2 separate regions of the Homo sapiens genome follow, and region 2 is linked to region 1. Evidence: chromatin loops called from intact Hi-C (ENCODE). Cell type or tissue: A673. All regions are shown on one strand. Each heading gives the region's core, and the rest is flanking DNA. Links, peaks and the distances in the headings are about the cores only. Region 1 has its middle 6.3 kb from the start of DNM1L. Region 2 overlaps BICD1 (BICD cargo adaptor 1).

The links. A loop is a pair of places that touch in the nucleus more often than their neighbours do. Peaks named below come from ENCODE experiments on the same cell type or tissue, not always from the same donor. Only the 100,000 strongest peaks of a DNase experiment are listed, where the experiment ranks them.
Region 2: it touches region 1 in a loop (6-fold over the local background); 87 of 110 quality-filtered maps call a loop at or near these places.

What each region holds. Positions count from the first base shown.
Region 1 is chr12:32,669,622-32,676,337 of GRCh38, reverse strand. No RefSeq gene overlaps it. Among named protein-coding and RNA genes, the nearest start is that of DNM1L, 6.3 kb to the left of the region's middle. RefSeq lists an enhancer at 945-2,144. In A673, for the core only: a CTCF peak has its summit at 4,233 (motif pointing right); a DNase peak (open chromatin) is centred at 4,197; H3K4me3 peaks cover 260 bases; H3K27ac peaks cover 419 bases.
Region 2 is chr12:32,362,013-32,368,728 of GRCh38, reverse strand. It overlaps BICD1 (BICD cargo adaptor 1), which reads right to left. Exons shown (of 10, transcript NM_001714.4): 9 at 984-1,059. Among named protein-coding and RNA genes, the nearest start is that of FGD4, 34 kb to the left of the region's middle. In A673, for the core only: a CTCF peak has its summit at 3,086; a DNase peak (open chromatin) is centred at 3,078.

The DNA.
Region 1 (6,716 bases), core at 2,721-5,220:
CGGTGGCTCACGCCTGTAATCCCAGCACTTTGGAAGGCCGAGGTGGGCGGGTCACCTGAGGTCAGGAGTTCAAGACCAGCCTGACAAACATGGTGAAACCCCATCTCTACTAAGAATACAAAAAAAAAATTAGCCTGGTGTGGCGCGTGCCTGTAATCCCAGCTACTCGGGAGGCTGAGGCAGGAGAATCGCTTGAACCCGGGAGGCAGAGGTTGCAGTGAGCCGAGATCGCGCCACTGCACTCCAGCCTGGGCGGCAAGAGCAAAACTCCAACTAAAAAAAAAAAAAAAGAAGAAAAAAAACCAATTTCGGCTTTCATGTTTTAAGTTCAGAACACTCTTGTTTGTGGGAAATCAATTTAACTAATAAGTGGCTAAATGGATTTCCCACAAAAAAGAGTCTTTGTGCATCTAAGAATAATGTGTTCTTCAGTGGCTTCCTGTGGGAATCACATTAAACCATTATCGGATATCAAAAGGCCTTTAAAAAAACCTCTTCTCGGCCAGGTGCGGTGCCTCACACCTGTAATCCCAGCACTTTGGGAGGCCGAAGTGGGTGGATCACGAGGTCAGGAGATGGAGACCATCCTGGCTAACACGGTGAAACCCCGTCTCTACTAAAAATACAAAAAATTAGCCAGGCGTGCTGGCACGCGCCTGTAGTCCTAGCTACTGGGGAGGCTGAGGCAGGAGAATTGTTTGAACCTGGGAGGCAGAGGTTGCAGCAAGCCAAGATCGCGCCACTGCACTACAGCCTGGGCAACAGAGTGAGACTCTATCTCAAAAAAAAAAAACAACAACAACAAAAAACACCTCTTCTCCTGCAACCATCCCTCTCTCACCATAGCTTTATGATTTAGGCAGGATAGCTAATTGTAAGGACAGAAATTTAATTCTGAGCTAACTTGCCTCAAAAATGACTGAATGTCTGGGCGCAGTGGCTCTAGCCTGTAATCCAAGCACTTTGGGAGGCCGAGATGGGTGGATCAGTTGGGGTCAGGAGTTCAAGACCAGCCTGGCCAACATGGTGAAACCTCGTCTCTACTAAAAACACAAAAATTAGCTGGGGGTGGTGGTGAGAGCCTGTAATCCCAGCCACTCGGGAGGCTGAGGCAGGAGAATTGCTTGAACCCGGGAGGCGGAAGTTTCAGTGAGCCAAAATCACGTCACCGCATTCCAGCCTGGGTGACACAGTGACACTCCACCTCAAAAAAAAAAATGACTGGAACTAGGAGCTCAGGCAGAATCAGAGCTCTACATCTTATCACTACATCGTCTATTTCATTCTCTCACGCAGTTTACTCCTGTGGAATGAGGTGAGTGTGCTGTGGGGGAGGGTGTAGGGGATCTCATTCAGCAAGCTGTCTCACAGCAGATGAGGCAGAGAGAACTGGGGAGGAACTGAAACCTAGGAACCTGGTTTCTGCCTTGCTTCTCTAGTATATTAGTTCCCTATTGCTGCCTTAACAAATTACCACAATTTTAGTGGCTTAAAACAACAAAAATGTGGCCAGGCGCAATGGCTCACTTCTGTAATCCCAGCACTTTGGGAGGCCGAGGCGGGCGGATCACGAGTTCAGGAGATTGAGACCATCCTGGCTAACATGGTGAAGCCCTGTCTCTAGTAAAAATACAAAAAATTAACCGGGCGTGGTGGCGGGTACCTGTAGTCCCAGCTACCCGGGAGGCCGAGGCAGGAGAATGGCGTGAACCTGGGAGGCAGAGCTTGCAGTGAGCCAAGATCACGCCACTGCACTCCAGCCTGGGCAACACAGTGAGACTCCATGTCAAAAAAAAAAAAAAAGTATTGTTTTACAGTTCTATAGTTCAGTAGTCTCACACAGGTCTCACTGGACTAAAATCAAGGTGTCACCAGGGCTGCAAACCCTCCTAAAGCCTCTAGCAGGGAATTCACCTCCTTGCCTTTGTTAGGGGCCCCCTGCATTCCTTGCTGGTTACCTCCTTCCAACCTCTTCAAAGCCAGCAATGTCGCATCTCTTTAACTCTTCTGCTGTCATCAGGCCTCTGACCCCCAGAAAAGCTTCTCTGTGTTTAAGGGCCCATCATTAGATTGGCCAACCTGGACAACCCAGGATAATATCCCTGTCTCAAGGCCTGTACCCTTAATCACATCTACAGAGTCTCTCCTGAGACATAAAGTTCACAGGCTCCAGGGATTAGGACATGGACTTATTGGAGGGGCCTACTGCACCTGGTTAAGGTGATTGGTCTAGGGATGGACCTGCAGGACCATTTAGAATCCTTCTCTGAGAATTTCCTAACCTGAATTTGAACAAAAATATTTTCTCTCTCTGGTTATAGAACTGTAAGCATGTGAGTCAATGTCTCCAAAGATCATGTTTCCTATCTCATGGAATAAATTGGTTTGCAAGAATAAACTTCTTTATTCACCTTGAAGAACTTCCCCAAATTCAGTAACTTACCCATATATATACATATATATATATATTTTTTTTTTTTTTTGAGACAGAGTCTTGCTCTATCACCCAGGCTGGAGTGCAGTGGTGCAATCTCAGCTCACTGCAAGCTCCGCCTCCTGGGTTCACGCCATTCTCCTACCTCAGCCTCCCGAATAACTGGGACTACAGGCGCCCACCGCCACACCCGGCTAATTTTTTGTATTTTTAGTAGCGATGGGGTTTCACCATGTTAGCCAGGATGGTCTTGATCTCCTGACCTCGTGATCTGCCCGCCTCAGCCTCCCAAAGTGCTGGGATTACAGGCATGAGCCACTGCGCCTGGCCAACTTTCCCATATTTTTAAATGTACATGTGCTGTACAGCACATAACATCAGAATTCTAATCCCCATAGTTAACCATATGAATTTCTCCATTTTTCCTTGTTGCCCTTTTCACACAATATTATTGAACTATTATTTAAGTGCTTATTGTATGTGAGGCACTATACTAAGCATTTTATCAGAGCCTCGTGAAGTAGGTTTAGAGATGTAGAAACGGAGGCTCCAGGGATTGAAGTGAAGTGGTAAATTTACACAGCTAGTATGTGGCAGAGATGGGATGAAAAGGGGCTTTTTGGCAAACCCCCTTTTTTTTCTTTTTTTTGAAACAGTCTTACTCTGTCGCCACAGTGGTGCGATCTCAACTCACTGCAACCTCTGCCTCCCAGGTTCAAGCAATTCTCCTGTCTCAGCCTCCCCAGTAGCTGGAACTACAAGCGCACACCGCCTCGCCAGGCTAATTTTTGTATTTTTAGTAGAGACTGGGTTTCACCATATTGGTCAGGCTGGTCTTAAACTCCTGACCTCAGGTGATCCACCCGCCTCGGACTCCCAAAGTGCTGGGATTACAGGTGTGAGCCACCATGCCCGGCAGCAAACTCTCAACCGCTACACATTCTGCCTCGTGTATTTATTCCTTTCTTCATTAATTCAACACATATTGATGAAGTACTTGTTAGGCATACGGATCTTAGCCAGGCAGTATATTTTGCTGGAGAGTAGGGAGGAACCGTGGATATGGCACTAACATGCCCTCCCCCTTCACCAATAGTGAGCTCACGAAGGGCAGAAGTGATTATCTTATTTAGCTGGGTTCCCCCACTACCTCGTATGAAGCGTGTTACATAATATTAGTCTACTGGATATGGGGTTTTCTTTTCTTTTTTATTTGGAAAATCTGGAATAACAAGGATTTAAGCAGCTCTGAATTGATATAATTGCAACCAGGACTGGCAATCAAATCTCACCAACACATATGAGTCTGGCTTGGCATAGGACTCCTCATTAGAATAGATGCCAAGTTACTTAGCTAGGGAGTAGCCTGGCTTTGTTCTAACTTAAAATCCCGAATTAGAGGAAGTTTATTTTGGATTAAATTAATAACTGGAAATTAATCGATCTTGGAAAAGGTCAGACTGTTTTTATCGCATGTGTCCAATATCATTTTATGCCAACATTTTGATCATCAATCACAGCCAAGATGCCGGTATCTGCACCTTCAAATCATAGCGGTTAGTGGGGATCTAATGTTAATATAAAATATACAGCTCTGTTGGGGAAGCCTCTTTGTCATATTTTGGAAACTGCCCGTGTTTTGCAAAGATGATAAAGTAAACAGCTTTAATCAATTTGCTACTCCCCAGGCCTCAAGCTTAACACATACTTTGTTAGCAGGTGCAGGAAATTGTTTGCAGATGGTGGAATTGGCCAGATGGTTCAGAAGCCAGAAATTGAATCTGGTGAGATACTGACGGGACCATGAGAGGGCAGTGTGACAACACAATTAAGAGCAGTTAACGACAAAATAACTTGGGAGTTAAGATATGGTCCTGATTTCTTCCCTTTGCTCCACACCCACACCCCAATAGAACGTAGCCCTTCTTTTTATCCTCCTACCATCAAAATTTGTGGCATATTTTAGAAACTATTTGAGATAATAGAGTTATTTTATTTATATTTATATATTTATTTTTGAGATCAAGTCTCGCTCTGTAGCCCAGGCTGGAGTGCAGTGGCACAATCTCAGCTCACTGCAACCTCTGCCTCCTGGGTTCAAGGGATTCTCCCACCTCAGCCTCCCAAGTAGCTGGGATTACAATAGGCGTGGGCCACTCGCCAGCTAATTTTTGTATTTTGTTTATTTATTTTTTTGAAAGACAGAGTTTCGCTCTTGTTGCCCAGGCTGGAGTGCAATGGCATGATCTCAGCTCACCGCAACCTCTGCCTCCCGGGTTCAAGTGATTCTCCTGCCTCAGCCTCCCGAGTAGTTGGGATTACAGGTATGCACCACCACGCCCGGCTAATTTTGTATTTTTTTAGTAGAAACGGGGTTTCTCCATGTTGGTCAGGCTGGTCTCGAACTCCTGACCTCAGATGATCCGCCCTGAGGTGTTAGCTAGACATCCAAAGTGCTGGGATTACAGGTGTGAGCCACTGCGCCCGGCTGTATTTTCAGTAGAGACAGGGTTTTGCCATGTTGGCCAGGCTGGCCTCAAACTCCTGACCTCAGGTGATCCGCCCATCTTGGCCTCTGAAAGTGCTGGGATTACAGGCATGAGCCACCACGCCCAGCAATAGTGATTTTAAATTACAGCAGTGACAACTGAAAATTATATGTTAGACATCCCTGCATTTAAACTACTTCACTTGCCCCATTTCTCAAGCCTTCTCATTAGCCTCTTTACAACTCTACTCCAGGTTCTCAAATGTTGTTTGACATTCTTAGAAGCTTTTCATATCTCCCTTCTCTGTTTTTCTGTTTTTTGTCTCCCTCACACAAACTCAATTTGCTCATATTTGATGGTGAAGAGAAATTTCACTTTTAGCCCTTGGTTAGCTGCTACCTTTGCAGATCTAAAGGCTCCCTAGTACACTATGACAAACAAAAGGGACACCTACTCTGGGACGCAAGATCATGGGAAGCATGACGTGGTTCTGGACTTAATGGTTCTGATGATATTTTCCTGATTCTCAGATAACAGTCGAGATAAAAAGATCCCGAGAGCCAGCTGTCGCTTATGATAAATATACAGTAACTTCTGGTGTACTGATTTTGTGACATTGTTCGGGAAGTAATTCCTGGATGTCTAGCTAACACCTGTTTTTCCCAGGCACTCTAACAGATTTATAAGCATCTAATTTCCCATATTAAATATCTTTCGGGCCGGGTGTGGTGGCTCACGCCTGTAATCCCAGCACTTTGGGAGGCCAAACAGGCAGATCACTGAGGCCAGGAGTTCGAGACTAGCCTGGCAACATGGCAAAACCCCATCCCTACTAAAAATACAAAAATTAGCTGGGCATGGAGCTGCACGGCTGTAGCTCCAGCTACTCGAGAGGCTGAGGTGGGACAATTGCTTGAACCCAGGAGGCAGAGGTTGTAGTGAGCCGAGATTGCACCACTGCACTGCAGCCTGGGCAACCGAGCAAGACTGTCAAATGAATGAATGAATCTCTTTCTGCATAAACTTGGTGGTGGAATATATTTGTTTCCTGGGGCTGCTGTAACAAAGTACCACTGACTGGTTGGTTTAGAACAGCAGATATGTATTGTCTCACAGTTCTGGAAGCTAGAAGTCCAAGACCAAGGTTCCCAAGGATTGGTTCCTACTGTAAGACACAATGAATTTCTCTGAGTTTCTCTTCAAAAATTTAGACTACTAACTTCCTTGTCTTTTGTTCTCAAACTCAACTTTCCTGTTCTTCCTTGCCCCTAGTTACTGTAAAACAGCCTACCCCTTTCATATCAGCTCTAATCAATAACTCACATCTGTTCCCTTGGTTACCTGCACCCATCTAATGTTCCCCCAAAACTGCACGTCTCACACACTCCACCTCTGTACCTCATGTCCCCCTCCCCTTCTATATTTAAAAAAATATATACAAGTAGCCAATCAAGTCAGCTCAGATTGTGCAGTCCAACCCCAGCCCATGGGGTAGGGACATAGAAGTAAAGATTGCATTAAAGATAGAAAAAAACCCTGGTCTCCTTTGTTCTCTGTGCCCTTACGATCTTGATTGATGCAGGTAGCACCCTTCTGCAGAAGTAAATTGCCTTGCTGAGATAATTAAACTTTTGCCTAAGTGCTAGTTTTACTTCACTGCACCAAGCATTTATTCCTAGAACATTTTTACATCCAACACTACTGAGGGCTGTAAGGGAGAATCTGTCATGCCTCTCTCCTAGTAGTTAGCACTTGGTGACTCCAAGCATTTAATGGCTTGTAGCAGCATAACT
Region 2 (6,716 bases), core at 1,834-4,333, 310 kb after region 1:
TGAGATATATATTTTTTAATTTTTTATTTTTTTTTAGATGGAATCTCTCTCTGTCACCTAGGCTGGAGTGCAGTGGCACCAGCTCAGCTCACTGCAACCTCCACCTCCTGGGTTCAAGTGATTCTCCTGCCTCAGCCTCCTGAGTAGGTGGGATTAGAGGCATGTGCCACCACACCCAGCTAATTTTTGTATTTTTAGTAGAGACGGGGTTTCACCATGTTGCCCAGGCTGGTCTCAAACTCCTGACCTCAGGTAATCCCTCTGCCTCGGCCTTCCACAGTGCTGGGATTACGGGTGTGAGCCATCATGCCTGGCCTATTTAAACACTTTAAGTTTTATTTTACTGTGTTTTTTGTTTTGTTTTGTTTTTTAGCAACAGGTTCTTACTCACCAGGCAGGTGTGCAGTGGTATCATAGCTCGCTGCAGCCTTGAACTCCCAGGCTCAAGCGATTGATCCTCCTACCTCAGCCTCCTGAGTAGCGGGGATTTTATTTTTTTAAATTGACAAATAATAATTGTACATATTCATGGAGTATATAGTGATGTTTTAATACATATAAAGTACAGGAATCAAATCAGGTCAATTAGTATATTGGTATCCCTCAGATTCCCCAGGAAAATAAATATATTTTAAAGACAAAAGAAAATAAAAAGTAGGACAAACATCATAACAATTCCAGCTTTTATTTTTTGGAAAGGAATGAAACAGTGGACTAATCCAAGTATTTACACAGACAAAGGGGCTGAAGGCAGCCTGTAGAGTCTACCAGCTGGCAGCCAGCAAAATAAACCCCAGCTCTCTTGTATTCCTACTGGGAACGCAGGGACTGCAGGTGTCCAATGTGTGTCTATGTAGCCCACACTTGAAATAAAATACAGCAAAATACAATGATGCGTAGGCAGTTCAGGTGTCGGAAAGGGGAGCTGGGGTCTATGGATCTGACATGCAGCTGGGTGGAAGGGAAAGGACATCTGAATTTACCTGACAGTTGGGCAGTCTTGCCTCCCGGCTAGTTGTGAGCACTGTGGCGGTACGGAGGCAGCAGGCTGCTGACAATCTACAAGAAACTGATAAATTAGACATGTGTACAAAGAGATGACAGAGCAAGGTGTTAGTAACAGTGACTAAAGCAGCTGCCTGAGAGATTTAGTGAGGAATGTGCATTCACACAGAAATATCCTGATTCAGCTTTTTTTTTTTCTTCTTGAATGATGCCAATAGAAAAGACAGGCTTTTTTTTTTTTCTTAAATACAGTATTAAAAAATTAGTGACACAGCATTAGTAGCGAGATTTCTCAAGTACATTAGGATATATGTGGCCATTTGTCTTTGGTATTTTGTTATATCTAAAAATAAAGGGTCTATTAATATAATGAAAGATCTTCCAATTCTAAACCTGAATGTGGTGGTGGTTACTTGCTTAGCACTTAGATCTCTTATTCCAAAATGGAACGCATTCAGATAACTGACTTTACTATCAGGACACATGGACATATTGTCAGTCCCATAGGTAACTTGAGAAAAGTGTGCAATATAATCTTTTCTATGATTAGTAGAATCTTAATTAAACAAGGAAATAATCTTTACAGTTTTCTGAAAATTGATTTTATATATTGACAATAGAATTGTTGGCAGAAATCTTAGAATGTCTATTACATAGTAAATTGTTAGTGACTTGGACTAGAAAGCTAACCTGAATGAGAACTCCACTTTGTAATTGTTTTTACCATTTTAAAGTCACAATATAACACACTAGGTTAATAAAGTGCTAGCTAGTAAAAATCAAGCTTTAGCTGGGTTAATCATCTACTCCAAGAAAGTAGTGCCTGGTGTTCTAAAAAAAAATCAAAGAGCAGTCTGTTTACTGGTACTAGGTGACTATATTAGAATCATGCAAGAAGCTGGTTAGAAATGCATATACGTCATATTTCTCCAAAAAGATTTTTGCAAACAAGTTAAAATTGGAATTAAACTTAAAAATTATTCTTAAATAATTGAAGCATTTCCTCTTGCCAACTGCTTAGACTGTATTTGCTTAGCAAATCCCTTTCCTTATATGTGTTTGTTTGTTTGTTTATTTGAGACAGAGTTTTGCTCTTGTTGCCCAGGCTGGAGTGCAATGGTGCAATCTCAGCTCACTGCAACCTCCGCCTCCTGGGTTCAGGCGATTCTCCTGCCTCAGCCTCCCGAGGTGATTCTCCTGCCTCAGCCTCCCAAGGAGCAGGGATTACAGGCATGTGCCACCACACCCGGCTAATTTTGTATTTTTAGTAGAGACAGGGTTTCACCATATTGGTCAGGCTGGTCTTGAACTCCTGACCTCAGGTGATCCACCTGCCTCGGCCTCCCAAAGTGCTGGGATTACAGGCGTGAGCCACTGCACCCGGCCTCCTTATATGTTATGTAAATAATATTTAATCCACATTATCACAAAGTCTGGATTTATAGCCTTAACGAGGCTCTACTGATATTTACATTTGAAGTCTTCTATTTAAGTATCACTGTTATATTCTGTTATAAAAAAGCCTGCCTATATAGTTACATAACTCCAGAATTTAAAATTCGAAAAAACTGCTGATGCTTTTCCAGAAATACACTAAAACTGTTTGTGATGCAAAGTAGAATACAATATAAGGCAGGCTTGATTTTTGTTCACTCAAGAAAACATTACTGAAGGAACCCTTTTATATGGTGGTCTTTGTTGCCATCTTATTAATTAGCGCATCTTAATAGGAACAAGGAGATCTGATTTTTGTTTAGTAGCTGGTGTTCGGATGATCATACTCAGTAAAAATCTTTCAAATATAACAAATCTGTTTTCTCAGATTGAGGAAATTCCTTTTTTAACTCCGTTTTCCCATTTTGCAGCATTGATTAGCTCCAGATTCCCTTTTGTAGAAACTCAGAGTCTTAAGGAATGCATTCTTTTGTCTTTTAAAAATCTTTGCTCCTTTTGTCTTCTCCAACAGCTTTCCTGCCTATCTGAGTGGTAATTTAGGAATGTCTTAGACTAATTTGACAACTATTTTGATAAGGCCACCAGACAGGCAGTTAAGTCAACCAGGTGTGTGCTGCCCTCCGATGGTGTATTTGGGTAAATGCAATGGATGTAAAAACCACTCTGGATTCCTTATGTCTTACATTGCCAGGGAGGTATAATGAAACTCTTCTAAAGCAGAGTAGTGGCCTCTGTGGAATAGCGATCCTTAGAATTAGAGTAACTAGAGTATTAAAATGGCTTACATCTTTTAAAAATATCTCATATATTTGACTTTGTTTTGCCAATACAGTCACAGATTATTATTCATTCAAAATATAATTTATGGTAAAATTCAGACAGCAGGTGATCAGAACCACAGTGTACTCCCTTAATGAAATGCTAGAGAGGTGGTAGACATTCTTCTTATTTGTAGTGAATATCACTTTTTCCTTCATTAGAAGTAACATCATCTCTGGCTAATATTTATTTTTTATTTTATTTTATTTTTGAGACAAGAGTTTTGCTCTTGTTGCCCAGGCTGGAGTGCAATGGCACAATCTCGGCTCACTGCAATCTCCGCCTCCTGGGTTCATGCAATTCTCCTGCCTCAGCCTCCCGAGTAGTTGGGATTACAAGCGTGCGCCACCACGCCCAGCTAATTGTTTGTATTTTTAGTAGAGACGGGGTTTCACCGTGTTAACCAGGCTGGTCTCTAACTCCTGACTTCGGGTGATCCACCCACCTTGGCCTCTCAGAGTGCTGGGATTACAGGTGTGAGCCACTGCACTCGGCCTATTTATTTAGTTTTTGAGACAGGATGTCATGCTGTTGCCTAGGTGGCTATCATAGCTCACTTCAGCATCCAACGCCTGGGCTCAAGTGATCCTCCTGCCTCAGCCTCTTGAGTAGCTGGGACCACAGGCACACACCACCACACCCTGCTAATTTTTTAAATTTTTGTAGAGACAGGTTCTAGCTATTTTGCCTAGGCTGGTCTTGAACTCCGGGCCTCAAGCAGTCTTCCTGCCTCGGCCTCCCAAGATGTGGGGATTGTAGGTGTGAGCCACTGCTCCTAGCCAAGCTAATGATGATTATTTTTCATTTATTATTTATAAGCACTTAGCTACGTGTTATCCTTAAAGAATAAAAAACAAATTTCATAGATAAAATGGTGATGGACTTAAAAAATTAAACTAAAATGTAGCTACATTGCTCTGACTCAGTTGTCTTCTAAATCCCTCTTCTCGGGTCTACAGCCCTCCAGTTGTGTCAATTGTAGCCTGGCTGAGCCACGGATGTGTCTTAGGATGTACTTTGTAAAATGAAGGAGGTAGGTTGGGAGGCTGAGGAAGTCCCTTGTAGCTCTGAGATGCTGCAGGCTCTGAGTGATCTCCCCTGCTCCGTCTAGGATCTATTCTGCTAGGCTCACCCTTGAAGGAACTAGACCACATCTCGTTGCTTTGGGGGGAATAAAAGATGACAACTATGTGCATGAAGGAGCAGGCATTGTAGAACCCACAAAGCCATTGCTGTTGTTTGGCCACCAGGGTTTGTCTAAACCATTCAACAGTCAAGTTACTAAACTCCTATTTTGTGTCAGAAACTGTGTTAGGCAGCAGGGGGAAAAAGGTGAACAGAGAAAATGTGGTCTCTGTTTTATCAAGGAAGATAAGCATATTTAATAAGCAACTACATTGAAGTGTGATGGTGATGGTGATGATGGTGGTGATGGTGATGGTGATGGTGATGATGACAGCATCTAGTACTTATTTATTGTTTACGATGTCTCAGGCACTGTATAGGCACTTAATATACATGCTCTTCTATAACCCTGTTTTATTAATCTCACTTCATCTATAAGGAAAGGGGAACTTAGGTTAAGTAACTTGACAAACTCCACTAGGAGGTAGAGGTGCAATTTGAATCCAGGATTGTATGGTCCAAGGGCTGAGCTGAACTTGCAGAAGTATCACTGTATTGCCTCCTATGATAGGGAAAGTGTAGGGTGTTACAGGACCTCACAGCGGAAGTTAATTAAATTAAATTAGACTGAATCTAACTAATCAAACATAACTAAATCTAACTAACCAAACACAACTAAATCTAAGTGGTTAGGGAGTGCTTCCTGGAGGTTGTGATATCTAGGCTGACATCTAACATAATGAGTTAGTCAAATAACTTCTTTGTAACTACAAACTTTTTATGGTCTTTAGTAACAGTAATAAGACATTTTATCATAAAATTAAAGTGTTTATTTGAAATGATCAGAATGGAATTAGAAAATGCTGTACGTTTATATGATAAGGCCACAGGCTTGGGAAATGTCATAGCATACTCAAGAGATTATTTATGTATTTTTTTTAGAGGCCAGGTCTTGCTATGTCGCTCAGGCTGTAATGCAGTGAGTTCAAGTAATCCTCCTGCCTCAATCTCCTGAGTAGATGGGACTACAAGTGTGTACACTGTGCCTGGCTCAAGAGATTACTAATGCCTCCAGGGCAGGGATGAATATGGAATATTATAGCTCAAAGCATCTATAGGTCTGTCTCGATATGCACAAGAAGAGTACCCTTGTATGACATTCCTCCATAAACAAGGGCCTCACGTAGAAGGGAAGATAGAAAAGAAAGGGAGAAATAAGAGAGGAAAATATTTGCTGAATCAACATGATGTAATCTTTCCTATAAACTTTACATTTGTTATCTGTTTTAAGAGACAGGGTCTCTTAAAGCCTGGTCTTGAACTCCTGGGCTCATGTGATGCTCCCACTTCAGCCTCTAAAATAGCTGGGTCGACAGGCTTGCACTATTCCTACATTGAGGAAAATAAGTGTTTTTGATAATATGGGAGAATATCATAGTCTCACATATTTTTTTCTTTAACTTCTTTTTAAAATCTCTCCTGCTAGAAACAAACACAGAATTTGCCATCACAGTAGGTGTCCTACAAGCCTCCACTGATTAATCCAAGCTCAGCATGTGTATTAACTTGCCCAAGGTCACACAGTTAGGAAGTGGCGGAACAAGGATTTAAATTTAGTCTTTTTAATGCTAAGGCCTCTTTTCTATTCACTCCTCTGGATGCTTCTCAAATTGACACCAGCTACCTCTAGAAAATATCAGGGTCATAGAGTCAAAGAAACAGAAGGAACTTTGCCAGAGATTTGAGATACTGATTTTAAGGCAACCAGCGCTCTCAAAAATACAAAGCAAAATGAAGGGTACAGGAATGAAGATAATATTGTTTTTAAAAAGAGGTGGCTGAAAATAATACATTTCATTGGCAGAGAGAGAAAGTTTTGCTGTGTGGCTTTCTCTCGGGCTTCTATTATTTATAAAATTTTCAATGCAATTTAGAAAACTAACCAATTTTCTTTTTTTTTCTTTGAGACAGAGTTTCGCTCTTGTTGCCCAGGCTGGAGTGCAATGGCATGATCTCAGCTCACTGCAACCTCCGCCTCGCGGGTTCAAGCAATTCTCCTGCCTCAGCCTCCCAAGTAGCTGGGATTACAGGCATGCACCACCATGCCCGGCCAATTTTTATAATTTTAGTAGAGATGGGGTATCGCCATGTTGGCCAGGCTGGTCTCAAACTCCTGACCTCAGGTGATCTGCCTGCCTCGGCCTCCCAAAGTGCTGGGATTATAGGCGTGAGCCACTGCGCCCAGCCAAACTACCCAATTTTCTAAAAGTCAATGCCTTAGGGAGTCCAGGAGCCCACTGGTGGCTGTTTGG